Regions from separate parts of the Homo sapiens genome. Here region 2 is linked to region 1. The links are chromatin loops, found by intact Hi-C in ENCODE. Cell type or tissue: gastrocnemius medialis. All regions are shown on one strand. Each heading gives the region's core, and the rest is flanking DNA. Links, peaks and the distances in the headings are about the cores only.

Evidence for each region. Peaks named below come from ENCODE experiments on the same cell type or tissue, not always from the same donor. Only the 100,000 strongest peaks of a DNase experiment are listed, where the experiment ranks them.
Region 2: it touches region 1 in a loop (4-fold over the local background); 2 of 110 quality-filtered maps call a loop at or near these places.

The regions. Positions count from the first base shown.
Region 1 is chr3:125,072,565-125,087,875 of GRCh38, reverse strand. It overlaps SLC12A8 (solute carrier family 12 member 8), which reads left to right. Exons shown (of 14, transcript NM_024628.6): 14 at 3,824-5,232. The coding sequence ends at 3,986. LOC124906278 (a long non-coding RNA gene) reads left to right here and starts at 5,810. Exons shown (of 3, transcript XR_007096045.1): 1 at 5,810-12,741; 2 at 13,568-13,711; 3 at 15,216-15,311. In gastrocnemius medialis, for the core only: no CTCF peak of the experiment used is centred there; a DNase peak (open chromatin) is centred at 8,495; H3K27ac peaks cover 1,580 bases.
Region 2 is chr3:125,019,998-125,035,308 of GRCh38, reverse strand. It overlaps HEG1 (heart development protein with EGF like domains 1), which reads left to right. Exons shown (of 17, transcript NM_020733.2): 2 at 5,821-6,114; 3 at 7,802-8,104; 4 at 14,179-14,517. Among named protein-coding and RNA genes, the nearest start is that of HEG1, 28 kb to the left of the region's middle. In gastrocnemius medialis, for the core only: no CTCF peak of the experiment used is centred there; a DNase peak (open chromatin) is centred at 10,288; H3K27ac peaks cover 2,036 bases.

The DNA of each region.
Region 1 (15,311 bases), core at 4,076-12,075:
AGTGCAGAGGCCAAGTATAGAAATAAAGTGGAGATCCTGGAGGATTTCTGTGGGACCTCTATGGTCAGATATACAGGAAAGGAGAAAAAAAACTTTCCTGAGAAATAGAAGCCTCATAGAGAGGGTATATTTCACATGTGCCCTAATCTCACTCCTTCTCCTCCACTCTTGCAGTATCACTGCTTCTTACCTTTTAAGGCCCTGGGATTCTGGGGAATTACACCCACCCTCTGTCCCCTTTCAATATCAGTGAGGAGCTAGAGCTGCAGGCTAGGAAAATCCAGGCAGAACCCAACCGAGTGTTCATTTGGTTGCATTTTGTTGGTTTGTTTTTGAGACTCTAGATGTCCGGGTTGTACTTGCTAATATTTCCACCCTGCATGTTCAGACATTGCTAGTGGATCATGGGATCCTTTCCCATTGATCCCAGATGTAACTTCATAATCCTTTTTTCTCCTCATTTTAAAAATTATGGTAAAATAGGGCTGGGCGTGGTGGCTTACGCCTGTAATCTCAGCACTTTGGGAGGCCAAGGTGGGCAGATCACCTGAGGTCAGGAGTTCAAGACCAGCCTGGCTAACATAGTGAAACCCCATCTCTACTAAAACTACAAAAATTAGTTGGGCATGGTGGCGTGCCTGTAATTCCAACTTCTAGGGAGGCTGAGGCAGGAGAATCGCTTGAACCCGAGAGGCAGAGGTTACTGTGAGCCGGGATCGTGCCACTGAACTCCAGTCTAGTTGACAAAGTGAGACTCCATCTCAAAAAAAAAAAAAAAAAAAGTGAAATACATGTAACGTGAGATGTACCATCTTAGCCATGTTTACGTGCAGTGTGCAGTTCAGTGGCATTAAGGACATTCACGTTGCTGTGCTATCATCACCATGCCCATTAAACACTCTGCATTCCCAAGAATCCTATTTAAGACAACTCTTCACAAATAATTGCCAATCTATTCAAGATGGCACAAGAAATAAAGCCTTCGTGCTGGAGCTTGGGATGACAAGAAGCAGCAGCAAGGGCTACAGACACCAGCAGGGACAGGGCCCAGGGATGGAGGCTGGGGTGCATGGGGAGCACCCTGTCATCTGCTTACTTGGGCCAGCTGGTCTCAATGTCTCATGTGGAGCTGCAGAGAGGGTGAGTGATCTTTCTGCCTCTTGTCCTGTCCGATGCACAAGGTTGGGTGAGCCAGGTCACAACATTTCTTCACTGATCTCTTCTCCCCTACAACCCAGTCCTGAGAAAGAGTAGAGTTTAAATGGAAATAGATTCTGTGTAAAAGCTGCCTACAGATTCTGGAGCTGCAAGTGGTGTGTGGGTGAGACTATTTTTTTGCCTTGCCTGATTTACAGGAATATTTTTAGTCATTTCTGGTTTTAAAGCCTAAAAATGCCATAGGAGGTCACCAGTCCTTATGTTGTACTCTGAATTCCTAGGATTTCACCTTGGAGGTCACAGCAGTGCTATGTAGAAAGAAGAATGTACTAGGGGGAGATTATTCTTAGAAAAGGACAGTACTTTGGTTGGAGTAGAATCAGTCCACACCATTCATAACACAAACACCAGGCTCTGTGGGCTGTGAGGTGGGGAGCAGAGGCCTCAGCTAAGTCAACATCAAACTTATTGGCCTTACCATGGCTGCTGGGCGATATTTTGGGATGGTTATTCAGGAGGTTGAAAGAACCAAGAAAGGCTGGGCGCAGTGGCTCACACATGTAACCCCAGGACTTTGAGAGGCTGAGGCGGGTAGATCACCTGAGGTCAGGATTTCAAGACCAGCCTGGTCAACATGGCAAAACCCTGTCACCAGGCATGTGGCAGGTGCCTATAGTCCCAGGTACTGAGGAGGCTGAGGCAGGAGAATCACTTGAACCCGGGAGGCGGAGGTTTCAGTAAGCTGAGATCGCACCATTGCGCTCCAGTCTGAGCAATAGAGTGAGACCTTGTCTCAAAAAAAAAAAGAAAAAAAAATGGTGATTTATTTTAAAATAGAGATTGGTCAGATGCACTGGCTCATACCTGTAATCCCAGCACTTTGGGAGGCTGAGGCAGGCCGATCACTTAGGCCAGGAGTTTGAGACCAGCCTCGGCAACATGGCAAAACACCATCTCTACTAAAAATACAAAAGTTAGCCGGGTGTGGTGGTGCACACCTGTAATCCCAGCTACTTGGGAGGCTGAGGCATGAGAATTGCTTGAACCTGGGAGGCAGAGGTTGCAGTAAGCTGAGATCAACCACTGCACTCCAGCCTGGGCAATAGAATGAGACTCTGTCTCAAATAATTAAAATAAGATAAAAAATAAAAATAGAGATTGGTAGCTGTGTTTCTGCTTTGTAGTTTTGAGTTCCCCTCCCAGTCCCCAACTATAACCCCCAAAATGCTCTTCAAAACCTAAGAAGAAGAAGAATGTAGGGTGTGTTTTGGCAGAAGAATTTGGCTAGGTTACTTCCTCTGTTATGCCTACAATTCCCATGAACTATGTGAAGTTGAGCCTGTCATTGAGAAGGCTTTCTTTCTTGAAGCACTAGCAACTGTCCAAATGAGGATTTGAAAGTCATTCTAGACTAGAGAGTGAAGTATTTTACTTCTCCAGACTCAGAAGAATGTAATGGTTTCACCTAAAAAATCAAAACAAAAGCATTAGCAAAAACACTTACATGTTGACTGGTGTGACATTTTTGTCACCTCCTAAACTTTTTGGAGATTCAGCCTTTATAGAAGTTAATTCAGTTCTCAAGAACCCTCAGAGACCTATATGATTTATACATGTTCTCAACAACTGGCTGTAATGCCATAGTCATGTGATCTGAACTTCTATAGCAGGACATTTGGCCAGAGTCCGTTGAAACTTTCTGTTTAAGTTCCACAGATCAATAACATTAGATTTCTACCTTTTCGCAACTCTCAAATGTATTCCATATTCAAACAATTGAAACTTATTACTCATAAAGTAGATGATTCTTTTAGAGTAAAAATTTTAAGAGGAAATCCATGTCTAAGGTATGACTTACAGACCTAACACAGACTATAGGAACTGGAAGAGACCCGGGAAGATGAGAAAATAGAGACACAAGAAGGTAAAGAGGCTTCTGGAGGCCACCTAGCTGATTAGGGATGGAGCTGTGACTGGGTCTGCCTTCCGTAGCAGCTGCCTGGACAGCCAGCCTGAGCTTTCCTCACTCCTTTCTTCCTCTTAGCACTTTCCCTATGCATCCCTAACATTTTTCTTTCCCAGTTTATTCCAACCGAAACTGTATGCAGAGACTCCAGTGACAGTGGGATCCATATGGGACTTGCTCTTCACCTGAGGCCACCTTGGTGTCAAAAGCCTTTGCAGTCCCTCTTAGCTGCTTGCTGTGTGAGCCTTAGCTCTTGAAATCACTCCTTATTCAACTTTCTTTTCAATAGACCTACGAGAATTTTCTCTTTCTGCTCTTCTCAATTTTCCAGCCTCTCCATTCCATTATTTTTGACAAAAAAAAAGGCAAAGAAAAGCTACAGAGCCCCAACATGATACCATTTGGAGGGCAAAACCTCTCTTTGTTGGTTATTTCCTATCAGGTAGGTACAGCTTTATACTTTTCTACTTAGGGAGGGTAAATATCACTCTCTCTGTCTCTTTTTATTTTATTTGATACTTTGTATTTCTCATGCTTTGAGTTCATATATACCTGTACATATACCTTTCAAGAATTATGTTTTAAACATTTAAATACATGTGTGTTTACAGATAATTTCTTTATGCCCAGTAGACTCACCTCTACTGTTCAGTCTCTGTTCTGTCCTTCTCACCATCCTCTGTGTCTCTCTCACTGCAGGAGCTTGCGGTCCCCTCAGGAGCAGATCATCTTGGCGCCGTCCCTGGCTAAGGTTGACATGGAGATGACTCAGCTCACCCAGGAGAATGCAGACTTCGCCACTCGGGATCGCTACCACCACTCCTCCCTCGTGAACCGGGAGCAGCTGATGCCTCACTACTAGATGCAGTGCTGGGACCTTCCTCTTTTGGAGCTGTCCCATGTACAGTGGACCCAAGCTCAGGACCTTCGTGGAGCTGCTTCTCCAACCTGAGAAACTCAAGACCCATCCTCCCGCTGTCACTTTGGACAATGGAAATCTACATTTTCTTTTCCCTTTTTTTTTTTTTTTGAGACAGAGTCTCGCCCTGTCACCCAGGCTGGAGTCCAGTGGCACAATCTTGGCTCACTGCAACCTCTGCTTCCCGAGTTCAAGCAATTCTCCTGCCTCAGCCTCCTGAGTAGCTGGGATTATAGGCATGCACCACCACACCCAGCTATTTTTTGTATTTTTACTGGAGACAGGGTTTCACCATGTTGGCCAGGCTGGTCTCGAACTCCTGACCTCGTGATCCACCCGTCTCAGCCTCCCAAAGTACTGGGATTACAGGCGTGAGCCACCATGCCTGGCCAGAAATCTATGTTTTCTTAGAACATGTGGAAGAAGGAAAAAGACAAAAAAGGAAATCTGGATTCTGAGGACCACGTCTCACCCAGGGTGACATCAGGAATGGTGCTAGCCTCTGCAACACGACACCCAGTCTGAAGAGCTCTATACAGGTACTAAGACTAGCAGGGGACACCAAGACTCTGCACAACCAGATTGCTTGTGCAGAGGGCCACAATAAGTGTATGTTTTATATTTTATTGTATTATTTATTCAAAAATAAATAATACACTCACATGTTTCCACACCCAAAAGATATATAGAGTGAAAAGTCTCCCTCCAATCCTTATTCTCCACCTGCTCAGTTCCTGTCTACCCTGGCCTAGAGGTAACCACTATTCTCATCCGTACATCCAGCATTTCTTTATGGATATACAAGCAAATGGGAATGTAGAGTCTCACATTCTCTCTTTATACACAAAAGTTAGCACGTTATACACATGTTCTGCACCTTGCTTTTTTCCCTTAACAATCTATCTTGGAGACATTTCATATCAATTCATATGCCATTTGTTCATTTTTTTCATTGTATAAATGTGTTATAATTTATTTCGCCAGTTCCACAATGATGAGCATTTGGATTCTTTCCAATCTTTTGCAATGACAATCAGCTCTGCAGTGAATAATCTTGTACAAATGTGCAAGCATAAAGTGTATCTCTAGGATAAATTCCCAAAAGTGGAATTGCAGGATCAAAAGGTACATGCATTTGTAAACTATTATTGTTTAGTGAGGGTCTTTTTAATTAAAGAATTAACATGAATTGCCTAATGGTGACTCATATTCTCAAAAGAATTTGTGGTCCTCAACTCCTGGAATGCCTTCGCAGCTGTTTTGCAACATGAAAGGCATGAGGGGACAGGACTCTTTTGGTTTCCTTATGAGCTCTGCCTGACATTCATCACAAGCACCCAGTACCGGGGGCCGTGGCAGTAGCTTTCCCCAGAAAAGTTTAGCACTTGGCCCAGGGTCAGAGGCTTCGCCATCAAGCCATGGAGGAAAGTACTGTTGGATCACTTCTGGCTCCTTCTTCTATAGTGGAGGTTCTCATGAATCAGTGGGCTAACAATCACCTGGGATGCTTGTCAAAAGTGCAGATTTCAGGCTGGGCTTGGTGGTTCACGCCGGTAATCCCAGCACTTTGGGAGGCTGAGACGGGTGGATCACTTGAGGTCAGGAGTTCGAGACCTGCCTGGCCAACATGATGAAACCCCGTCTCTACTAAAAATACAAAAAATTAGCTGGATGTGATGGCGGGCACCTGTAATCCCAGCTACTTGGGAGGTTGAGGCAGGAGAATCGCTTGAATCTGGGAGGCAGAGGTTGCAGTGAGCCGAGGTCACACCACTGCACTCCAGCCTGGGCAACAAGAGTGAAACTCTGTCTCAAAAAAAAAAAAGTGCAGATTTCTGCATCTCACCCCTAAACTTTTTATTTGGCAAGTCTGAGATGGAGTCCTAGACTTTACATCTTTAACAAGTGCCTCAGGTGATTCAATGCAGGCAGTCCTTGGACCGCATTTTGAGAAATGCTGAGCTGTTGAATGGAAGGGGCTTAGTGTGGGTGAGGGCTGGGAAGGTCAGGATGAAGGGTCAGCTAGATCCTAATGTTCTCTCCTGGAAGATGAGGTTTCATTTATTATTACTGTTCTCACAATCTGGCTTTAGTTAAATACCAGATTTCTGAGCATCATTAGAAAGCAGAGTCTGAGTTGGCAGTAGGCATGTAGGAAGGAGAAATGCTGAAAAAGGTTGTAGCTATGAAGGGCTAAGTTGGGTGACCTTGGAGGACCTTTTTATTTATTTTTGAGACAGGGTCTCACTCTGTCATCCAAACCGGAGTGCAGTGGCATGATCATAGCTCACTGCAGCCTCCACCTCCTAGGTTCAAGTGATCCTCTCACTTCAGCTTCCTAAGTAGCTGAGACTACAGGTACACACCACCACGCCTGGCTAATTTTTTTGGTATATTACCCAGGCGCTTTTTAAGAAGAAGCTGTTCTAGTTTCCTGTGGCTACTATACCAAATTACATAAATCGGATGGCTTAAAAACAACAGAAATGTATTCTTTCACAGTTCTGGAGGCCAGACATCTGAAATCAGTAACACTTAGGTTAATTCAAGGTGTCAGCAGGGCCGAGCTCCCTTCAGAGGCTCCACGAGGGATTTATTCCCTGCCTCTTCCAGCTTCTGGTGGCTTGTGATCACATCACCCAAATCTTTAAAGCCAACATTTTCAAATCTCTCTGTTCCATCTTTACATCACCCTCTCCTCTGTGTATATGAAGTCTACCTCTGTCTCCTTTCTGTAAGGATACATGTGATTGCATTCAGGGACCACCCAGATAATCCAGGATCCTCTCCACATCTCAAGAGCTGTACTTTAATCACATCTGCAAACGCTTTGCCAAAAGAGGAAACATTCACAGGTTCCAGGGAATAGGACGTGGGTCTTTTGGGGGGCCCTTTTTCAGCCTATCACAGAACCTTTACTGAATCTGCTTTTTTGAATTCTACATAACAAGCTAAAAAAGTAACCACTCTGTTTAAGCCCTTTGGGAGCCCTCATTGCCTCCCCATTGATGGATTAGGTAAGGACATGATCTAACCTTGGCCAAGAGCACCTGAGATGGGGTCTCAGGGCTTCCAGAGATGGTTGCCCTTTCTCATGGATATTGTTGGCCCCACACATGATGCCTGTATGAGACTCATCGAGTTTCCAACTCTTCTAGCCCAGGAGTTGCCTGCCTTACACTGCCCTGGATTGTGTGACAAAGAGTTTAAGCCACTTCAATCCTGGGGTTCCTGCTCATTGCATGGGATGGATTGAGAACAGTATCAGGCACTGCTCGCCTTAAGCACCAAGTGCAGGAGCCACCTGTGCTCCCAAGGCGTGTGCTTCAGTTGGTGCTTTGTCACAGTCATTTACTGGTGATAGTTTAATAGAGAAGGGAAGGCTTTTGTGGGGAGTCCTGACTTTGCTTCAGAAAGGACAGCAGAATGGTAAGGAATAGGTCAAAATTCAGGTATGGTCTCATTTGCATTGTTGCCCAAGAGCTTCCTGGAAAGAGTACAGAGCTCTGTGGGCCAAGTCTTGTGGCCTAGATATCATGACTACATGTTGGGCCTAGAGCTCAGCCTGAGGGACCATAGTTGTCGTGACAGCCTCCAGTAGTTCCTGGAGCAGCAAGAATAAGGTCTCTTGTTTACAGAGGTTGTCCCACACTCCTCAGCAGTGTTGAGAAGAGGTTGTCTCCAGCACCTCCCTAGGAGACTGGTCTCAAAAGTCTAGAAACCAGTAATCAGATGTCACTCACTGTAGGATACAAGTGGAATGATATTCTACTAGGAAACAAGCATTTCTAAAAAAATTACAAAAATGTAAACTGGTAACTCTGATAAATGCTTAAAGGTGACATCTCTGATGGTGTCCATCAAGACTAAGCTTGATTCTCTCCATTTGAAGACCTCTGGGTCAGTCCTCAAATCTGTGTCCTGAGGGCTTAAGGTAATCACAGCAATCGGCCCTGACTTTTGAGTGGACAGATCCTTATCTTGTCTGCTCCTTTCCTTTTGTGCTGTTATGACTAATCTTTTTTTTTTTTTCCTTTGAAACATGATCTTACTCTGTCACCCAGGCTGGAGTACAGTGGTGCAATCACAGCTCACTGCAGCCTCAACCTCCTGGGCTCCAGCCATCCTCCCACCTCAGCCTCCCAAGTAGCTGGGAGTGCACCAGCGTACCCAGCTAATCTTTGTAATTTTTGTAAAGATGGGATTTTGCCATGTTGTCATGCTGGTCTCGAATTTCTAGGCTCAAGTAGTCCTCCTGCCTCAGCCTCACAAAGTGCTGGGATTACAGGTATGAGCCACCCCACCCGGCCATGACTAATCTTAATATGTCTATTTTTGCTCATTGTCACTGAGTGGACCTGGAGGCTGAGGGCTGGAAGAGCAACTGGAATTGCTGTAGTGCCAAATATATCCCCTTTCATGTTGATGCCACCCTGGCCAAGGTATCATTTTTGTGTGGCAGCCAGAGAAATCTTTTCAAAAAGAAGGTGGAGCTCTAGTCCTGTGGCTGCCAGTTGTCTTCAGGTCCCGGCCTTTCCTGCCCCCAGGCTCATCTCTATCCAGGACTGCCTGGGAGTCCAGCTCCAGTCAAGTTCAGAGGTAACAAGCAACGTTATTGTAGCTTTATGTAAAATAACCAGAAAGTAGAAATGACCCAACTCTCTATTGACAAGAATGGATCAACATCCTGTTGCATCCACGCAATGGAATCCTAGTGAGTATTAAAGTAATGACACAGGAAACCATGTAGCTGAATTTTAAAGCACTGGGTAAGTAAAGGAAGCCAGGCACAAAAGATGAAATACTTGAAGTTTTATTTGTTTGACCTCCAGGAAAGGCAGTAGCACAATGACAGAAGGCTGGGTCTGGGTCTGGGAGGGGGTCGATTGCCAAGGGCATGACACAACTTTTTGTGGTGAGGAAATTCTTCTTCTTCTTCTTTTTTTTTTTTTTTGAAATGGAGTCTCGCTCTGTCACCCAGGCTGGAGTGTAGTGGTGCGATCTCGGCTCACTGCGACCTCCGCCTCACGGGTTCAAGTGATTCTCCTGCCTCAGCCTCCCAAGTAGCTGGCATTACAGGTATGTGCCACCAAACCCAGCTAATTTTTGTGTTTTTAGTGGAGACAGGGTTTCGCCATGTTGGCCAGGCTGGTCTTGAACTCATGACCTCAAGTGATCCTCCCGCCTCAGCCTTCCAAAGTGCTGGGATTACAAGCATGAGCCATTGCGCCTGGCTGGGGAAATTATTCTGTAACTTGATTTCGGTGGTGGTTTTATGATTATATCCACTTATTAAACTCATTGAATCATACACTTAAGAAAGTAACCACTCTGAAAAGGATAGTACTGAGTTTGAAAACCAGCAGTTTGAAAAAGATGGTACCAAGGTTAAAAACCAAATGCAGTAGAATATCCAAGTATCCAGGAAGAGCACCTTCCTAATGTGATTGATTTTATGGAAAAGAATAAGAGAAGAATGGAGCATGATAAAGAATTCAAACATTATTTTCCACATTGGGGTCGCCAAAATGAATGGCTCGGTCTAGTGTAGGAGGCAGGTGCTACACAGGCTGACTTTCTAATGAGGTCCAAAAATCTTGTATTTCACTCCAGCTAGATTGTGAAAATAGTAATAGTAACACCAGGTCTTAGCCTGGGTTTCTCAGAAAGCGGAAGCTTATGAGCTACCCCTTGATTGGAGAGTGCAGCCACAGAAGCAGGATGAGAGGAAAGAGGGGTAAAGCAGGGGAGGAGGGCTAGCAACAACTTAGTATCATATGCAAATGATGCTTCACCTCAAAGGACTCTGCTGAGAAACCACAGGAACCCTAGGGGTAGGAAGGGATCAGAATTCATCTACTGGCTTCTGCTTCCCATAACCAAAAGTTAGCTCTGGGTGGGCACCAGCAACCCTGCCATTGTGACCTGCACGACGTGAGTGCTTAGCAGGCTGCAGCAAGAAGACACTGGCTGCAGCCCACCAGAACTGGTTGTTCCAGTGGCGGCTGAGATGGAACAAGTGGACTTGCCCCAGAGACAGGTGGAGCAGAGAGGATCTGAGGTGGCACATTAAGAGGGATTATAAATAACGTGCATATTGACAGAGGTCAGTGGTAAGTACAGGTTGTCAGACAAAACATGCATGTCACTGGATCATTCTTATCTAAAGGATGCCCCCAAAATGTCAGTACAGCCGGTATATGTGACAGTGAGACCAGCAACATTTTCTAAGATAGGGAGAGGGGCAGGTTCCTGGCCTGAATTTTACCAAGAAGTCCACAGTTGTAGGTGATAATGTCTGAATGAGTGAAGGTTGTATCAGACCTTCTGGGCCCATGAAGGTCTCCCTTCAGACCAGTCTATAGATTGATCCATCCAATGATCCATCTACCTGCCCACACACCTACCCATTGACCTACCCAGCCATCCATCCATCAATCCATCCACCCATCCATCCATGGCTGGAGCAACTGTTCTCATAACTTTGTAGATGGGTGTCTGAAACCACCTCATCAGAGTCAGGTACACCTCACCAGTCTCAGAGCTCTATCATGTAAAAATATGATCACAGGCCATGCAGGTATAAGCAGACTCCCCAGCCACCAACCTCAGACCTTAAGGATGAGTACAGCCCAATGCCAGAGCATTCTTAAACTCAGGTGAGGAACCAGAACAGCAGTGATTTTCTCAGCTGTCTCCAGGAGTCATGCTAACAAGTCCTCTCACCTATATAATAGGGGGTATCCTGCACAATTATAAATTAGTGTGGGAGTTTGAGGTCCAGGATTCCATCATCCTTCCTTCTCTCCAGGTTTCTGACTGAGGAGATGGGAAACAATGTGTCTGTTAATGTATTAATACCAGGACGAGGGTGCAAAGCTTTTGTTAAGAGCTGTAGTGGAGAATGCAGTCAAGGTCAGAGGATTGACACAAGTCCTCTAGTGTCTACCTTTATTCCTCTTAAGTCTAAGAATCCAGAGACCCCATGAGGATGGATGAGAAGCTGGCACCAAGAGAAAGAATGCCCATCTGGGTGGCAAGGGCAGCTGGTCTTGTCACCCAGTAACAGATGGACAGAGACCATGTGGTGGCTACACATTACCTTTCAACTCAGGGCCCTGCCTACCAATGCAGGGTGGTCCAGGCACTGGCCAATCAGATTGCCCCCCACCATGGGGAGGAGCAAATACAGGACGACAGAGGTGGAGCAGGGGGCAGAGTGTTCCCTCTTCTTTGTCATGGAGGAAGGGAGTTGGATGGGAGTTCCATCCTTTCCATGAGTAGAGGGAAGTGAGGACTGAAGAAAGGAGCCCAGTGGTGGTGACAGCAGAGACAGTGGCAGAGCCAGGGTCCATGGATGGGCAAAGGAGCCCCTAGCCCACTCTGACAATGGTCAGGGAGGGCTCCCTGGGGAGGAGGTAAATGACCCGCACTCAAGCAGTTAGCTGCAGAGAGGACGGCTGGGCATCTACACAGAAGGGACAGCGTGATCAAAGGCAAGGAGATGAGACACAGTGTATGGGGACTGGCCATAATTTAGGCTTTCAGGAGCCTATGGCCTGCAGCAGCCTGAGGCAGGAGAGGTAGGCTAAGTCGGATCCTGAAGGGGCTTGCAGGCCACCCTGTGTGCCTAGAGAATGAGGAGGGAAGGCCGGAGAGTGATAGCAAAAATCAATCCTCTAAATGTTACGGGGTTTTATTTTTTAAATGAATTTGCATGATCCTGGATCAGGAAAAATCCAGCCTCTGATCTCCTCTTTACCTGACACATTCGTTGGTTCCTGTTTCTGCCCTCCTTGATACACTGGAGAATTGGGGGAGGGCCAGCAGGGGGCTTTCCACCCCTGATATTAGGCCAGTGGGAGGAGAGGCCGAGGAGCCAGCCCAGACCCCTGGAGGGGCAGGGGGCAGTCACTTGCAGTTCTCAGAGCCTCCACTGTATGCTGAGCTCCAGTGCACTGTATGCACTGAGGGCCTGTGGAAGTGGTCTTGGGGGAGAGTAGAGACAGGAACAAATTGAACAGTACACCCAGCCCTGAAGTGTTACTTTCCTGTGGCTGCCACAATAAATTTGCACACGTTTAGTGGCTTAAAGCAACATAGATTTGTTATCTTACAGTTCTAGAGGTCAGAAGGCTGAAATGGGTCTCACTGGCTAGAATCAAGGCGGCAGAGCTGGGCTCCTGCTGCAGGCTCTGTGGGGTAGTCTGCTCCTTTCTTTTTCCAGCTTCTAGAAGTGTCTGCTTTCCTTGATCGAGGCTGTTGCATCTTCAGCTCCAGCAGGCAGCAAGCACATCTCCTCTGGCCTCTGCTTCTGCCATCTCACCTCCTTCTCTGGCTCTCCTGCCTTCCTCTTCTGCTTTGAAGGACCCTTGTGATTAGATCGGGCCTGCCTGGATAATCCAGCACAGTCTCCCCTCTCAAGATCCTTAATTTAATCATAGCTGCACAGTCCCTTTTGTCCTGTAAGAGACATCTTCACAGGTTTTGGGGATTAGGACCAGACCGTCTTTGGAGGGGCATCCTTCTGCCTGCCATATGTGACTTGGGGGCATGCGGGAAATGGCTGGAGCGTAACCACAAAGCATACAGCATGCAGCCAAGCAACATGTGACAAGATGAATCCACAAGCGCTGGGGAGACAACCAGTGAGGAAGAAGCCCAGGAGACTTCTTGGAGGAAGCGAGTTTCAAACCAGGTTGGTGAGAGGACATGGCAAGGCTTCTGAACCAAGAGAATGAGATGGACAAAGACACATGGGGCAGAAGGCCCCAGGCAGGAGAGGGCAGGCCTACCTGTAACCCAGGCCTCTTCTTCCTGCCTTTTACTTTTAAGTGAGGTCACCTGAGAAGGAGGTTGGTGTGGCTGCAAATTCATGGGAATTGGGAAAGAAAATCTCTGTTTCCACCTTGGCTCTGTCACTTACTAGCTCTGTGGCCTCGGGCAGCCTTCTTCATCTCTGAGCTTTGGTTTCCTTCTCTGTAACATGGGAATTATAATCCTACCTTCCTCCACGTGGAGTTGTGAGTACTAAAAAAGTGAGACACATTTTTTTGGAGGAGATAAAGATGGGGTGTTGCTGGGGGATGTGGAGGAGCATCTCAAGAATGTTCTCCTCCCACCCCTGCTCATTCCATGCCACTTAGTGTGGGCAACACCACAGGAAAAAAACAAAAAGCCATGAAAACTGCAGTGTGTCTTGGCACCTGCTCACCTGGAATTTCGGAGCACAGTGGGGTTCTGCTTCAGGAGGTCATGCTGTATCATGTAAGACACAGACACAGCGGCGCACCCTCACTAGCCAGCACCAGGAAACCTGCAAGCCCAAATCAGAGAGAGGAGAGGCTGCAGAGCTGCCACTCAACTGCCATTTCAGCTCTGCCCACTGCCCCACCCAGCCACCCCCTTAGCCTATCAAATTTATTTAGCCACTTCCCTATATCAATCCTTTGCCCAGCCTCCTCCCTCCCTTCCCAGAGCTTTGGAAATTTTTTATTTTATTTTATTTTATTTTATTTATTTAGAGACAGGAGCTCACCCTGTCACCTAGACTGGAGTGCAGTGGCACAGTCATAATTCACTGCAGCCTCAATCTTCCAAGCTCAAGTGATCCTCCTGCCTCAGCCTCCTGAGTAGCTGGGACCACAGACACTCACTACCATACTCAGGTAACTTTAAAAAAAATTTATTCTTGTAGAGACAGGGTCTCACTCTGTTGCCCAGGCTGGTCTCGAACTCCTGGGCTCGAGCAATCCACCTACCTCATCCTCCCAAAGTGTTGGGATTACAGGCGTGAGTCATTGCACCTGGCTGGAAATGTTACTTAAAACCTACCTTGCTCTCCAGTTCTTTTGAACCGTGGCTTACCTGAGAGTAAACAACTCACGCCTTGCTCTGTCTTATCCCCTCGAGGTCCTCATAGACATCTAAGAGGGGAGGATCCGCTGTGGAAGTGCATGGGCTGGAGATTTTTCTACATTGCTTGCACTTCTCCATCGGCAGGGGGACTGTGGAAATCTGTGCTCACCAAATACTGCTCAGCAGTCCTGTGTCTTGGAGATGTACCTGGGCTCCTTTGGGGAGGCTCACAGCAGCAACAGATGCCAGTTAGTCAGCTTGAGGCAGGAAGGAGAGGCTTAAGCCCCTGACTCTTGATAAGGCACTCTTCTTGGGAAGAAGGCCACATTCAAGTAGAAGGCAAAGCAGATGGTGAGAAAGGCCCACCAGCATCAGGGGTCTCCAGCTGGCTGTGCTTCCGGGAATGCAGCCCGTTCTGCAGCATCACGGCTGGCACCAGCTCCCTGCTCCCAACCTCCAACCTGCCAAGGGTGAGTGGGGGATGCAGACTCACCACCTTTCGTTGGCGTGAAGGGAGACACAGCCACCTTCTAAAAGGTGCAGAGTGATTCTCTAAATGAGAGTCTCTAAAATATTGGAAAGCCTGTTTTTTTTTTTCTGCTGTATCTTGTTTTAAATAACACACACCAGTGCATGTGTACATGTGTGCACTTTCTTGTTTCTGTTAGAGAAGGTTGGACTCACCAAATGTGAAGCCTGGCTTAAAATACAGGCCATGTGGTATACATCAGATTCACTTTGGGGAGCTCTGAGGGCAGGTGGCATTTCAAAGGATTAGCAGTCATGCCCCAGCAGCCAGCAGGAGGGCTTGACGAGTGCTGATCTGTGCGATGTGACATATACCATATGTATTAAGAGGCTGACGATGGAGAAAACAACACTGGCTTCAAATATGAACCCCAAACTGAAAGTCATAAGGATAAATGCTCCAAATGGCAGTGTCAATTTCTATTCTACTTAAGCTGCTTCTCACATAGGCAACTTAGTGTAATTTTGTGTGTCTGTGTCAGTCAGGCCAGACTTGCTGCTATAACAAACGGCCCCCACATTGCTGTGACTGAACACTATAAATTTATTCCTAGTTCATGTTACAGTCCAGTGCAAGTCAGAAGGGAATGAGTTTTTCTTTACACTGTCATTCAGGGACCTGGGCTCCTTCAGTTGCATGGCTTGAACACCTTCTATGACCCCAGAGTCTTCCCCTGAATTCTCAGCACCAGCTGGCAGGTGAGAGAAGAGGGACACATGGAGGAACCCAGAAAGGTTTTAGGGGCCAAGGCTGAAAGGGCTCCTGTCACTTTCTCCTTCATTCAGTTGGCCAGAAGTAGACATATCATCTGTCAAACTGAAAGCAGTCTGGGAGCTACAGAGCAGCTGTGTGCTCAGGAAGAAGAGGACTGAGTTTGGTGG
Region 2 (15,311 bases), core at 5,972-13,971, 54 kb after region 1:
AAGATTTATAGTTCTCATTAGTTTGGGAAATTTTCCAGCCATTACCTTTTAAAATATTACCACTTCTGTAAGCCCCACACTTTGTGAGGCTGAGGTGGGCAGATCACCTGAGGTCAGGAGTTTGAGACCAGCCTGGGCAACAGGGTGAAACCCCATCTCTACTAAAAATACAAAAAAAATTAACCAGGTGTGATGGCACACCTGTAATCTCAGCTACTCAGGAGGCTGAGGCATGAGAATTGCTTGAACCCAGGATGTGGAGGCTGCAGTGAGCTGAGATGTACTCCAGCCTGGGTGACAGAGTGAGACTCTGTCTCAAATAAAAAAATAAAAATTAAATCAATGTTTTCACTTCTACTTTCTCTGTTTTCTCCTCCTAAACTCCAATCAGTTGTGTGTTGGACTTTCTCACTCTTTTTGTCTCTTAACCTCTTTTTCATATTTTCTGTTTTTTAATCTCATTTTGGGCATTCTGTTATCATTTATTTTCTAATTCATTTTTTTTTCTTTTGAGATGGTCTCACTCTGTTGTCCAAGCTGGAGTGCAGTGGCACAATCACAGCTCACTGCAACCTCCATGTCTCGGGCTCAAGCAATCCTTCCACCTCAGCCTTCCAAGTAGCTGGGACCACCGGTATGCACCACCACACCCAGCTAATTTTGTTTATTTTTTTGTAGAGACAAGGTCTCACTATGTTGCCCAGGCTGGTCTTGAACTCGTGGGCTCAAGTGATCCTCCTGCCTTGGTCTCCCAAAGTGCTAGAATTACAGGCATGAGCCACCATGCCTAGTGAATTATAATTATTTTCTAATTCTCACTTTGGCCATATCTAATCTGTTGTTGAGTTTTTAAAATTTCAATTATTACTTTTTTTATTTCTAGAATTTCCATCTAGCTTTCTTTCAAATATTTTGGGTTATTATTTATAGTCTCTTTTTAAAAAAATTTTTTCTAATGTAATTTTGTATACTTCTTTGTCTGGTAATTCTAGCATTTGAAGTCTTTGCTTCTCTAATTTGTTGGCAATTGTTTAACAAGCAAAGACTTCAACTACTAGAATTACCAGACAAAGAGGTGTGGATGTCTTGTTTCCTCATGGATGCCTCGTTTTCTCAATAAATGATAAAAACTGGTTTGAAGATATGTTTATCTAGAGAGCATTTGTATTTGTGTCTACACAATACAGGTACCTGGAGGCACTATCCATCAGGACCGCCCCTGCCCCATTATTAACAGGATGTGTGTGTATTGGAGATATAATTTACATCAGTGGTCCCCAACCTTTTTGGCACCAGGGACTGGTTTCATGGAAGACAATTTTTCCACGGATAGGGCGGGGTGGGGTGGGCCGGGGGTTGGGATGAAACTCTTCCACCTCAGATCATATCAGGCATTAGATTCTCATACGGAGCATGCAACCTAGATCTTTCGCACATGCGCAGTTCACAATAATGTTCTTGCTCCTTTGAGAATCTGATGCCACTGCTGATCTGTCAGGAGGCGGAGCTGAGGCGGTAATGCTCGCTCGCCCACTGCTCACCTCCTCCTGTGCAGCCTGGTTCCTAATAGCCCGCGGACCGCTACCAGTCCATGTCCTGGGTTTGGAGGTCCCTGATTTACATGCCATAAAGTTTACCCTTTGAAAGTATACAATTCGGTGGGTTTTAGTACATTCCCAGGATTCAGGACCACTCGTAAATACATCCTCAGTTTAGACCACAGAGGTAATGTGACATACAGCACACCCATACGAGGGCTAGCTTTGTGATTATATATACTCGGGTGAGATTTATTTTTTCTTTCACTTGAAACCAAGATTGAAGGGCCAGGTTTCCTTGCTGTGCCCTTCTGCGGGGCCGGTTTGTTTCTATTTGCCTTACACCCAAGGCATAGCTGTGTAAAGTCCCAGCTTTACACAGTGGTTTCCCGTTGGATTCCCTCCTTGAGAATCGTGGCTCCCATCTCCTGATTCTTGGCAGCCATCAGAACAGAAATTCAAGGTCACAAATGTTGAACAGGTGCCTCCAGGGCAGCTGCCAGCCTCAACATTAGCTCACTTCTCTGGATTCCTAGTCATGGTTCATTTTTGGCCTCAGATTTGATTCTTTACTTACTTGCCAGCTCAGCAGTGCTTTTAGAAATTTTTTTAAAAAAATATTTTATTCAGCATTTTGAGTTGTTTATAGTGGCAGGGTTATGGAGGATACTGCAGGACTGTTGTCTACCTTTCAGTTTTGTTTATGGTGTGCATTTTTTCTTTCTTACATCTTTAGTCACCCCTCTAGGAAGAGAGCGCAGGTCAGTGTGGGTCCTGCCCTGTCTGCATGTGGCCATTCTTTTCCCCTCGGAGACTGCACTGGAGTTCCCTGAGCTGAATGGGCTCTGGGACTTCCAATCCTGGTCCTTGGAGAGGAAGGGAACAAAGCTGCTTCCTCAAAGGCCCCGCCACACTCACCAATGGCTGAGTCTCACCTTGTCTGAAGGTTGTAATGGAGCCAAGTTCATTGCCTTCCCTTTGCTCAGAGCTGGCCAGCTTTGGGGCATGGGTTTTGAGTGCCTTCTGCTTCCCTACAATCACTTCTCTCTGTCTTCCTTGGAGAATAATGTCTCATTGTGCACAGTTAGCCAAGAGGAGACAGAAAGCATCCTCAGACCTTTCACCTCCTCCCAGGAGACCAGCTTGCCTTCGCAGCTCCCAGAGGTAGAACAAAGGGACATGCCCTGTGGGCCACTGTTGTCTGTAACCCCAGTCTCTCAAGCTGAACTTACAGGCCTTGTGGCTGCCCCTGGAAACGCCCTTCCACATCCCATTTCTAGCTGCATGTGGGTCTTGCCTGTCTGGAACTGGGCCCCAGAGGAGCCCAGAGGCATGGCAACTTCCCTCCCCCTCCAGGAAGCCTCTGTTAATTATCACCCACAGGAAACAGAACAGGAGGCATAAAAACAGTTATCTCAAGGGATTTGGGGAGGAAGTGATTCCCTCAGGAAAGCCTGTCAGAATGTCTTCTGGAAGTTTTTTATAATCTTCACCCCCTAACCCCAAATAAGTGAGCCACTGCTTCTAGAAGGAGTGAATCAGAGTGGAGAAATGTTCAGAACCATTGATCTAGAACTGCACTGGCAAGTGATGCAGCCACCAGCCACGTGTGGTTGACGCAGCCACCAGCCACGTGTGGCTATGGAGCTCTTGAGATGTGGCTCCTAAAACATTCACTGGATTTTAAATGTTTAACACCAAAAAAAGAATATAAAATATCTCAATATTTTTATATCAGTTACATATTGAAGTGATAATCTTTTGGATATGTTGAGTGAAATAAAATATTAATATTGAAATTAATTTCACATTTTTTAATTTTAAAAATGCAGCTACTAGAAAATTTAAAGTGTACACATGTGGATTGTGTTTGTGACTCAGTATCTCTTAGGCAGCACTGATCTGAAAGATAACTTGTTCCGTGTGTATGTGTGTGTGCGTGTGTGTGTGTGTATGCATGCCTGTGTGTGTAGGTGTTTAAGTGTATGTGTATGTGTGTATATGTGTATGTGTGCATGTGTATGTGTGTGTATGTGTGCCTGTGTGTGTATGTGTGTGTGTGGGGGGTATATGTGGGTGTGTGTGTGTGTATGTATGTATGTGTGTGTGTGTGTGTGGTATTTAGATACAAACTGTAGGTTCTACCTGCAGCCTCTACTTGTCCGATGGTTTGCCATTTTTGTTTGATTCATATAAATCGAAGTGATTCCATTCATCCCCACAGAGGTTTCTCACCAATGCCCACAGTCCCCATTCCCAAACAGAAAGAGAAATAACATTTCCAAGTGGGGAAAATTAAATGGTTTTATCAGGGAGTCACGTAATCAGTGACAACTTCATGTGGCCCTGTCCTCACCCTTGCTCAGTGTCCCTCAATTGGCACCCATATTTGATATTGGATTCCAAATTAGTTTGGATGTATGGGGAAAGGACAGTGTTCTCAGAATGCTGTTTGGTTTTGGTACTATTTTTTAGGGGCCTGGCACCCAGCAGTGACCCAGCACTCAGCAGTGGCCCAGCTTTGGCTTCTAAGCAGTGGCCAGGTTGGGTGCAGACTTTTCCAGAGTAACAGGGCAGCTTTCTTGGACGTGACTTGGGCATCCCACGCACCTGCTCTGACCCTGAACCTCCTGCCTTGACAAACGGCATTTGATGCTACACATGACTTCCTTTTGCCCAATTTAACCCCCAACTTTAACTTCATCCTCAGAACATTTTTAACTAATACCCTCTTTGCCACCATCTTGGGTGTTATGGAAGTTAACTATCATTTAAATATATTTTCTGACTAATATAAATATATTCCTAATATACGGGGTTCAAGTAACAGTCCATACTCAACAGCATTATTTCCTCAGCACTCCCAACTGGAAACCATTCTCCTCTCCACCATTTTCCCTTCCAGCTGAGCACAGCTGGCGAGTGAGGGGCCTGGGTTTGGAGCAGGCTGCCTGGCCCTCCTGCTTTTTGACTGTGCGACTTGGGCAAGATGCATGACCTCCCCCACCCTCCATGCCTCCTTTGCTTCCTATGTAAAATGGGAAGTATAAGAGGACCTGTCTTCATCTTTGTGCAATGCTTGAATGAATACACATCAGGCACCTACGTCTGCTACCTACCTCCATGCATATTTACTGTTATTATTATTTTTCACAAAATGAGATCATTACATATAAAGTCTATTTGAAGCATGCTGTTTTAATTCAACAATCCCTGAAGAATATCTTTATTTTATAGCACCAATTCAGTGACCACATAGTTTTCTTTCTTGTGGATACTGTCTACTGTAACTGATTTAATTGATAACCTGCTGAAGGAGTTTTAGGTTTGTTCTTTCTCTTCCTCTTTCTACTGTAAACAATGCTGTAATGAACATCTATGCAGCTAAATCTTTGTCCACATTCTTGAGTATCTCCTTCAGATAAATTCAATTTGGAATTGCTGCCTCAAACCCATTCACATCACACAAGTTTCAGTAATATTGCCAGAGTCTTCATGTTTTATCAGAATTGCGCATTACAGCTCCCACCTGCAAGAGTAGGTGTCAGGGTCAAGGGCTGCCAGCTTTTATAATAGCTTCCTACCACCCACCCCAGGAGGCACAGTTAGCAACTTTGGCGAATATGAGATGCTTCTTGCCTTTTGCTTACACCCAATCTTCCTCCTCTAATCCCCTCTCTGACCCTGCACAGGTGCCAGAGGTTCAGTTGCTCTTCCATGAGCCCCATGTTGATCTCTTTCTATCAATAAATTTCCATCATTTATTCTATGCACAATGAAATTTAATCCTGTATTATATTGTTGCTTCATAATTCCTTCCTCTGGATTATAAGAATAATGAATATGGGAAAAAAAGAAAGGTGAAGTTATTATTTTTTAAGATGGAGTTTCACTCTTGTTGCCCAGGCTGGAGTGCAATGGCACGTTCTTGGCTCACCGCAACCTCTGCCTCTTGGGTTCAAGTGATTCTCCTGCCTCAGCCTCCCTAGAAGATGGGATTACAGGCACCTGCCATCACGACCGGCTAATTTTTTTGTATTTTTAATAGAGACAGGGTTTTACCATGTTGGCCAGGCTGGTCTCGAACTCCTGACCTCAGGTGATCCACCCGCCTCAGCCTCCCAAAGTGCTGGGATTATAGGTGTGAGCCATCATGCCTGGCCAAAATTCTTTTACTTGAATTCACTCTCTACTGATGTATTTCACGGTGTCTTTTCTGAAGGTTTACTTTTCTTGTCAGAAGCCAGCAAACTCTCCCTGATGCATCCTCTTCTTCTTTCAGATGCTGCCTGGAAACATTGGCCAGAAAGTAACACTGAGGCCCATGTAGAAAACATCACCTTCTATCAGAATCAAGAGGACTTTTCAACAGTGTCCTCCAAAGAGGGCGTGATGGTTCAGACCTCTGGGAAGAGCCATGCTGCTTCGGATGCTCCAGAAAACCTCACTCTACTCGCTGAAACAGCAGATGCTAGAGGAAGGAGCGGCTCTTCAAGTAGAACAAACTTCACCATTTTGCCTGTTGGGTACTCACTGGAGATAGCAACAGCTCTGACTTCCCAGAGTGGCAACTTAGGTGAGCTTGTGCTGATGATGCGCATTTCACGCATGTGTGTCCAGTCCTGGAAAACAAAGTTTCTGCCATTCCCCACAACCCCATTCTGAGCCATTGTGCCCTTCCAAGGTTCCTAGGCTGGGGTGGGTCAGACCTGTGACTTAGGCCTCATATGTATTATGCTTGCCAATACAGACCAGACAAGGGTGCAGATTTGCTGGTCCTGTGGTATCTGTGATCCATGGCCAGTGGAATCCAACCTTCATTCTTTTTCCAGGGAGCCTGCCACACCCGAGGGTCTCAGAGGCAGTAGGTTTTGTGGGATGCATAGCTGCGACAGGCTTGGGTTTGGTTTGTGTTGATGTGGCCCAAACGGTTGTTCTTGCCCTGGTGTGCACAGCTTGGTGGTTTGCTATTTTTAGCAAAGAATGTCAAGAAGGTGCTGGGGCTCAATGGGTAAAATTGCACGGAGGAAGAGAAGACTAAGAAAACTAGCATTAATTAGGGACCTACTACATACCACCATGTCTGTTCTCTCAATCCTTCTAGCAAGCCTATGAGATCATGTTATTCTCCTTTTAGGCATTTGGAAACTGAAGCTCAGAGAAGTTAGTTGTCCCAATATGTGTAGGTCAAACAGTTAACAGGTTTCAGAACTGGGATTAGAGCTTATGTGTATGTATCTGAGCAAGGTGGTGGGGGTGCTGAGGTGTGGAATGCCTGGACAACGAGAGTGAGGTGCAGAGGAGAGAAAGACAGGTGTGGCCTCTCTGTAGGGTGGTAAGGCCAGCAGGCTCCCTTGGGGAGGGCATCAGTTGCCCACAAAGGAGAGGAGGAACAGGTAGGACCATTGCGTGAACGGGGTTAGGGACAATCACGGAGGACTTTTGAAACCTGGCAGTTTAGATTTGGTGTGGTAACAAGAGTCAGTGAAGGTTTCTGAGCAAGTAAGTGACATAACTAAAGTGAATTTGAGGAGGATTCGCCTGGCAGGCAGGTTACAGGATGTCTAGCATGGGGGTAGGAGGATGGAGGGAACCTGGAGTCAAAGGGACCACCCAGGCAGACAGAGAAATTCAGACACCAGGTGCTGCGATGTGGCCTAGTGGCCACAGGGATGAAGAGGAGACTTCACCAAGGAAAAGTGATAGGACCTGTTGATGGCCTGAAAGTAAAGGATGAAGCCGTCAGAGATGACTCCATGGTTTCAGGTCCTAGTGGCAGGAGATCTGGTTGGGAGGGACTCGATTCTGTAAAGATGCATATGAAAGTCTTTTGTATTCATAAATGATTCCTACAGAGCTTAGAAACTCTGCACATGACATTCCCTGGTCCTCTTGGTCACCCAGATATTAGGAATTTTGTTTATATTGCATTCAGGTACATTCTGGGACCAATCTGGTGGAATGTGGATGCTGGGTCCTGATGATCAGACCCTGATCTCTGATTCCATATTGTCTGATACTTACCTCCAGTGAGCTCCTTTTCTGAGAATTTTACCACAATACACAGAATCTTTGTGAGATCTAATACACAGACCTTGGTCTGTGGTCTCTTTCAGGAGTTTATTTTTCATAGACTGAATTATTCTCCTAATTTCTTCTTATGTCTGTATATTTTGTAGATGTCAGAACTGAGCCCCCTAAAAGCATATTAAGACATTTTGAAGTCTGCTGGTGGAATTCTAATTGTTTTTGTCTGTTTTCAGCCTCAGAAAGTCTTCACCTGCCATCCAGCAGTTCAGAGTTCGATGAAAGAATTGCCGCTTTTCAAACAAAGAGTGGAACAGCCTCGGAGATGGGAACAGAGAGGGCGATGGGGCTGTCAGAAGAATGGACTGTGCACAGCCAAGAGGCCACCACTTCGGCTTGGAGCCCGTCCTTTCTTCCTGCTTTGGAGATGGGAGAGCTGACCACGCCTTCTAGGAAGAGAAATTCCTCAGGACCAGATCTCTCCTGGCTGCATTTCTACAGGACAGCAGCTTCCTCTCCTCTCTTAGACCTTTCCTCATGTGAGTGCCACATACCCAGCTTAACACTCGGAAGTCACTCAAAGTAGACATAAATCAATGTGCATAGCCAGCTAGTTACATACTCATAATAGTGGGTAAGGGGAAAAGACATCAAGCCAAAATGCCATTCCTCTAATGCCAGGTACTTGGAGTGGAAGTAGGTACAACCTACCCAGTTTATCTCAGTATTGAGCCTCATGTTTAACATAGTTTTTCTTTTTTTGTCGCCCAGGCTGGAGTACAGTGACGCGATCTCAGCTCACTGCAACCTCTGCCTCCCAGGTTCAAGCGATTCTCCTGCCTCAGTCTCCTGAGTAGCTGGGATTACAGGCGCCCATCACCATGCCCGGCTAATTTTTGTATTTTTAGTAGAGACGGGGTTTCAGCATGTTGGCCAGGCTGGTCTTGAACTCCTGACCTCAGGCGATCCACTCACCTTGGCCTCCCAAAGTGCTGGGATTACAGGCATGAGCCACCACACCCAGCCATTGGTGTCTATTCTCAAACAAGAGACCTTACCTTGGGGTGCATGAAATGGTGAGCATTGTACCATTTGATTAGGAGTGAGATTTTTATTTCTTCATTATTGCAAAAATGTTTCCTTCGATGGTAAAGAAAACATGAGTGTACATTTTTCTAGGCATCATTTTGAAAAAAAAAGCAGATATAATGCAGGAGTTTGCAAGGCGTGATATTAGTAACTACAGCTGTGGAGTGCTCTCCTCTCTCTCTGCTGTTCCAATTACTATTCATCACTTAAGTCTCAGCTCAGGGATTCCTGAGCCTTTCTTCAACCATCTGGTCCTCTGTGCTGTACACCTCATCATAGCAGGTCATCTAATGCCTCTCTGCCCAGAGAGACTGTAATCCTCTTGAGGACACCGGCTGTGTCTGTTACTTCCTTTAGGTTCCCCCTCGCCCAAGAACAAGGTGCAGCCGATAAGACATAGGGATTAGCATGTGCCCAGATACCCTCACAGGGCACATCATGCCATGGGCCAAAGAGAGTATTGGAAACTCTGACCATCTTTTTTCTTCTCCGAGGTTTTATTCAGTGTTTGTGTGTGCTGCTTGTGTTTTCATCCTCGTACCATAGGGAGCAGGACAGAGAGGGTTGGAAATGTTCTTGGAAAATAGAGGTTAGGTTGTCTCCAAAATTGCCATTGCAAAATTTTTACAGGTCAGAGGTTTTTAGAAGTAACTTGCGAGACTAGGAGTTTGGGTTTGTGTCATCAAAGCAAAAACTAAACCCAGGAGTCCCTTCTGGAGTGCCTGTTTAAAGCAGCCAATTCTTCTTCCACATACCCTGTATACAGTTTCCTGCTGACTGGATTTGGATATAATTCATGATTCATGTTTTTAGAAGATTGCTTTTTAAGATTATTCATAAACATTGCTTGGATTGGATAAAAGCTGCAATTCTTCCAGCCTCAAAGTTCTGTGGTTCAGTGATTTACAACTTTACTAAACGGTAGAAAGGAAGTATTTTTTAGGAAGCTATGCTTTGATTCTGGTCAGGATCATTTAATATTTATAATTTAAATTCAACCTACTTTGGTGGTATATTTGAAAAATCAGCCTATGTTTCCAACTTTACTGGACTTGACTCTATGACTCTATATTCACCTATATATTTTTTTCACGTATATTTTTCAACACTAAAAAATTAATTGTCCCTGAAATTCTTTACCATCCATCCTTTTAAAAGCTTATACTTTTAACTGCTGGTGAGTTTCATCGTATCTTTCATATCTCTTGAGTCTTTTACTGAACACTTCTCTTCCTTTTTAGTGAACTGTGTGTTCAGTTCGAGGTAGAGTCCCACCACCCTTTTAGATATTAGAGATGGCTCTGGGTGCTGTTAAATGGGGTTCTCACCAGGCATCCAAGTATGTCTGAATCCATCCTGCCAACCTCCCCTCCTCCCCGTGGGGATGCAGAGGGTACATGTACAAAGACCTGAAGTTACATGGGAAACAAACTTCTGCTTTGTTTTTAAAGCTGGGCTGGCATCTGGTAACCCACTAACCAGAGTCTTCCCCTTGAATCTAAATGTTGAGACATTACTGTCCCTTTCTGACTACACGATACAGGAGCTCTAGGCACTCAGGCAAGAGTGCTGAGAGAGAGCCAGCAGGACCTGCCAGGGAGACCTGGAGTCGGCTCAGCCTGGCTGGCCAGCTCTGGAAAAACAAAAGCAAAGGAGGTGAACACTTGGCCACTCCACCCACTAGGAAATATGACCCTGTGAAAAGCCTGGCGCTTACACCAGTCCGATGAGTGATGCGCCTCACTAGGTGAACACAAGGAAGATAGCTAGGAGCCTGGCATGGAGAGGAGGTGGCTCCTTATTTGGAACATGAAGGAATTTGACCAGATGATCTGAAAGATTCTAGTTTCAGCATCTATGATTCCACGTGTATTCAGCCTTTGTATTCTGTGCCTCGTTTCACTCTTCACTCAGCTACACAGAAACATGCATGCAACATAACCTCTTCCGAGGCTGGGATAGTCAGGAGTTACCTGCTTCCAAAACCAAATTGTATGCCTTACAGTGTTAAAGCAAGTATAGGCCTAGGCAATGGAATCAGATTTTTAAAAAGAGATCAGAAACCATTGGAAATTGTTTTTCTTGCTGCTTTACATCTTTTGCTGCTTTATGTCCTTCTATGTGTTCCATATTTTTTAATAATGACCATTGTACTATTTGATCATCGGAGGGAAAAGCAAACAAAGCAACGAACAGGGAAAAAAGCTCCCTTTTGAAGGTGGAAAGAGATATGTGTATGTTGAATTGTGTGAGAGTGGCTACAATTGAGCACTAAATTTAGTACTGAGCTTCCTGGAAACCAGGGCACAAAGGGAAACCGGGTGGGGCATGCAATTGTTTTCAGATAAAGTAAGCATACAATTTCATCCATAGGCATAAGTGTTTGGGGGCAGTACATTTTAAGAGGACTGTTTATATAAGAAATGTTGAGAATCATAATGGAAAATGCCTTCAATTGCTGTTTTGTGGAAATTGAGCTAATGTTCTTTAAAAGGTGATATTTTATATAGATTCTCAATAGGAGCTGAGGATATAATAATGTATCTCAACTTATGAAAGTATTTCTGTGGGTGGCTAAGCTACTGTGGTCCAGGTAAATTGCTTTGTGGTGATTTCACTTTGTAAAGAAAGAGAGCATAAATAACTCAGAAGATTGCAGATGTGACGTATCTTTCTCAAATAGCTGCTTCAGCTGTACTTTCGGCAAGTTCTGGATAGCAGTCAGGTCAAGGTTGAGCGTTCCGATGTGTTCCTGAGGTTCCAGTGTTTTGTGCTGTGATTGAAGAGAGACCCATGTACTTTTAGCAGACGAGTAGGCATTCTTGCAACCTCCCATTATAAAGATCAGGAATTTGGCTTGTTTCTGCTCCCAGATGGATGGTCTTTCCGTCGTTGAATGGCTGCTTTCGGGGTAGAAATGAGCAAGAAGGGCAATTATTAAATAACCAAGAATCCAGCCTGTTGATTAGAAATGTGGTACATTTCCCCCAGATTTATTTAACAGGTGCTCATTTAGTAATATAAGTGGTGTTTGTAGATTAGTTTGACCAAACATTTTCTCTTTTTACGAAGAGTCACCAACTCTGCCAAAGTATTCACACACATTTCATAGCTTTCCCGTGAGGATTAAATGAGATTTGTATACAATGTACTTCGCCCAATGCCTTGCAAGTCATAATTGGTCAGTAAATGGTAGTTTTTGATAATGATGATAATGATGAGATAATGAGATAAAGAAGCAATGTTCTGCAGAGCTCTCAGAGTCAGGGAAAAACAGAGCAGTTTTCCTTTCATGACTTTCAGCATTTGTGACTTTTGTAATTATATTTCTGTGGCCATTGATTTGCTAAATCCACTAGAGATGGACAGGCCTGGGTTTTTCAGGCTGAATTCAGTATCACCACTGGAGTTTTTTTGGTTTGTTTGTTTTGTTTTGTTTTTGTTTGTTTTTTTGTTTGTTTGAGACCAAGTCTCTCTCTCTGGCTCAGGCTGGAGTACAGTGGCACAATCTCAGCTCACTGCAACCTCCACCTCCCAGGTTCAAGCAATTCTCCTGCCTCAACCTCCCGAGTAGCTGAGATTACAGGCACCCACCACCACAGCCGGCTAATTTTTGTATTTTTAGTAGAGATGGTGTTTCACCATGTTGGCCAGGCTGGTGTCAAACTCCTAACCTCAGGTGACCCACCCGCCTCAACCTCCCAAAGTGCTGGGATTACAGGCATGAGCCACTGCACCCGGCCGACCACTGGATTTTGATGGGAATGTTGAATGGATGAAATTAATGCAGTATCCTGGGAATAAAAGTGTTTTGAAAGAACCTCTAGCAAGCTAATGAGGCTGTAATTTGGTGGATATAAATGATGACTCTAATGAAGTTAGGGCTGAGAAGTCACATGGTTGAGTGAGGATTTGGGGCATATCTATAATGCTTTCTTTTCTTTTTATTTATTTATTTCTTTTTTTTTTTAATACTGAAGTGTGTTTTGTTTGTTTTGTTTAGTTTGGTTTATGTTTTTAAGTAGAGGTGGGTTTTGGTGGTCTGGGACTCTATTTTTGTGTCCAGGTCTTTCTGTTTCTTGTTTCCATTACTAGTTTTATAGATTGCCTGCATCTTCATTTTGTCTCCATTAAGGTGGGGTGACCAGAGCTGCCGGCTGTGTTCTGGATATAGCTGGTTTTATGGTTTTGCACAAGAATGAGAGGAACCTTTTTGTTTCCCATGCATGCTCTCTCTCTCTCTCTCTCTCTCTCTCTCGCTGTAGTGATACTTAAAATTTATTTGTGGTTTTGCTCACAACTGCACATAGGACTGGTCTTCAAGGAAATGTTTGTAATGACAACTTCCTTTTTCCCTTTTCTAGGCCATAATTAACAGCTCAAAGCCTTTTATTATATAAGTGTAGAGTACTTTTTATTATTTTTAGCCTAAAAAGAAGAAAAACACTCTCTTTTTGTGACTTTAGTCTTACCCACCATGTTTCTTTCCATTCCCTAAGCTTTCCTGCAGTTTATTCCCGTTTGGAATGAAGATTTTAATAGACCTTTCTGGAGGTCAGTTCTCAGGGCATCCTTTGGAAAGTTATTTGTGGAAAGGAGACACCCGTACTTATGTGGAGCAGACTACACCTTTTGACCAATAGCGTCTGATTCACTCCTTGAGGCTCTTGACAGTTTCCCCATGGCAGCCATCCATCTATTAGAGCAAATGCTCCTGGAGTCCTTGATCTCTGAGGGGCCCATTGGAGTAGTATGCAGATTTGAGAGCTGGTCTCTAAAGCTTAATGGGGCAAAGTATGATAATGAAGCCTGTTTGCTTTTGGGTGGAATTAAATTTGTGGGGTAATAATAAGTATTTCCTGCTGGTTAGAAATTCTGTTACTTAATAAATGCAGTTTGGTTAATAGTCTTTCAAAACATAGGGCTTATGGTGGCCATGAGGTAGGGAAAAATAAAGAACCCTTGATGGTGACAAGCCTAGGAATTACTGCTCTAGGCCATGAGTGTCCCAGCTGTGTTCTGCAAAACCCTCGGCCTCCTCAACAGTGACCTGGGGTGGGGCACCTTGCAGCAGCTTCACTTTTATTCATTTTATATTATGAGATTTTAATCAATAATAGCATTTGAACAAAAAGGTTACATTGCTAAAACAAAGCAGAACAAAATAACAAAAACCTTATCACAGTGGCCAGTCCTGTTTAAGCTGTAATGTAGAATTCAGCAGACATTTTCATCTTTCTCTTTAAAAAACAAATAATGCAAACAACGTATAAGCTTCTCATTGTGCCTGGTGAGGGATCTCGGTGTTCTCCACCTTCCTCTGTGAGGATTAGACCTAGTAAGGGGAGAGTGCAGGCATGTGTCCTGGTAGCATGCGTGTGTATAGATATGTTTGTATCTATATTAGGTCCATGGTATTTAGATGTATCCACCAAAATGTAAGAAACGTCATTTGTATCTCGAATATAGTCCGGATTTTCTTAAACTCCTGAGTAATTTTGAAGCATATCTTTTTCCATTGTAGCTTCTGAAAGTACAGAGAAGCTTAACAACTCCACTGGCCTCCAGAGCTCCTCAGTCAGTCAAACAAAGACAATGCATGTTGCCACCGTGTTCACTGATGGTGGCCCGAGAACGCTGCGATCTTTGACGGTCAGTCTGGGACCTGTGAGCAAGACAGAAGGCTTCCCCAAGGACTCCAGAATTGCCACGACTTCATCCTCAGTCCTTCTTTCACCCTCTGCAGTGGAATCGAGAAGAAACAGTAGAGTAACTGGGAATCCAGGGGATGAGGAATTCATTGAACCATCCACAGAAAATGAATTTGGACTTACGTCTTTGCGTTGGCAAAATGATTCCCCAAGTAAGTATTCCATCTTTACTTGATCTATTAGGGACATTTGTAAATCATTGAATTTTCTTAGGGGACCTCTTCAAGACCATTTGTAATCTCCAGAGAAAAGTGTGCTTTTTAATGGCACTATTGCATTTTGATGGTCACTCTTATGAGAACATTGTGAAGTTAGTCAGACAGGTGTCATTCCTCCTGCTTTCTTATAGATGAGAAAACTACGGCTCTGAGTGTTTAAGTAATGGGTGCCTGGCCATTTAGCTCACTCAGTAGAGTTGAGACCTTAGCCTCAGGGTTCTTGGTTCCATCTTCTTTTCACTCTACAGGATGGTCTTCAAGCTGAGAGCCGGCCTACTCTTTATGTTTTATTTTGTTTTGAAGACAATGTCTGGCTCTGTCACCCAGGCTAGAGTGCATTGGCATGATTACGGCTCACTGCAGCCTCAACCTCTCCAGGCTCAGGTGATCTCTCACCTTAGCCTCCAGAGTAGCTGGGACTACAGGTGCATGCCACTCCATCCAGCTAATTTTTCTATTTTTTGTAGAGATGGGGTCTTGCAATGTTGCCCAGGCTGGTCTTGAGCTCTGGCCCTAAGCAATCCTCCTGCCTTGCCCTCCCAAAGTGCTGGGATTACAGGCATGAGCCACTGCACACAGCCTGGCCCACTCTTCAAACTAGCTTCAGTTATTTTGTGTACAGATCATCTTTCTGCATAAATGTGCAGATATAAATATTATTCCCAAATTCGTGGTTTGGCTTAATCCTTATAATTGATTTTTGTTTTTGCTATACTTTGGTATTTAGA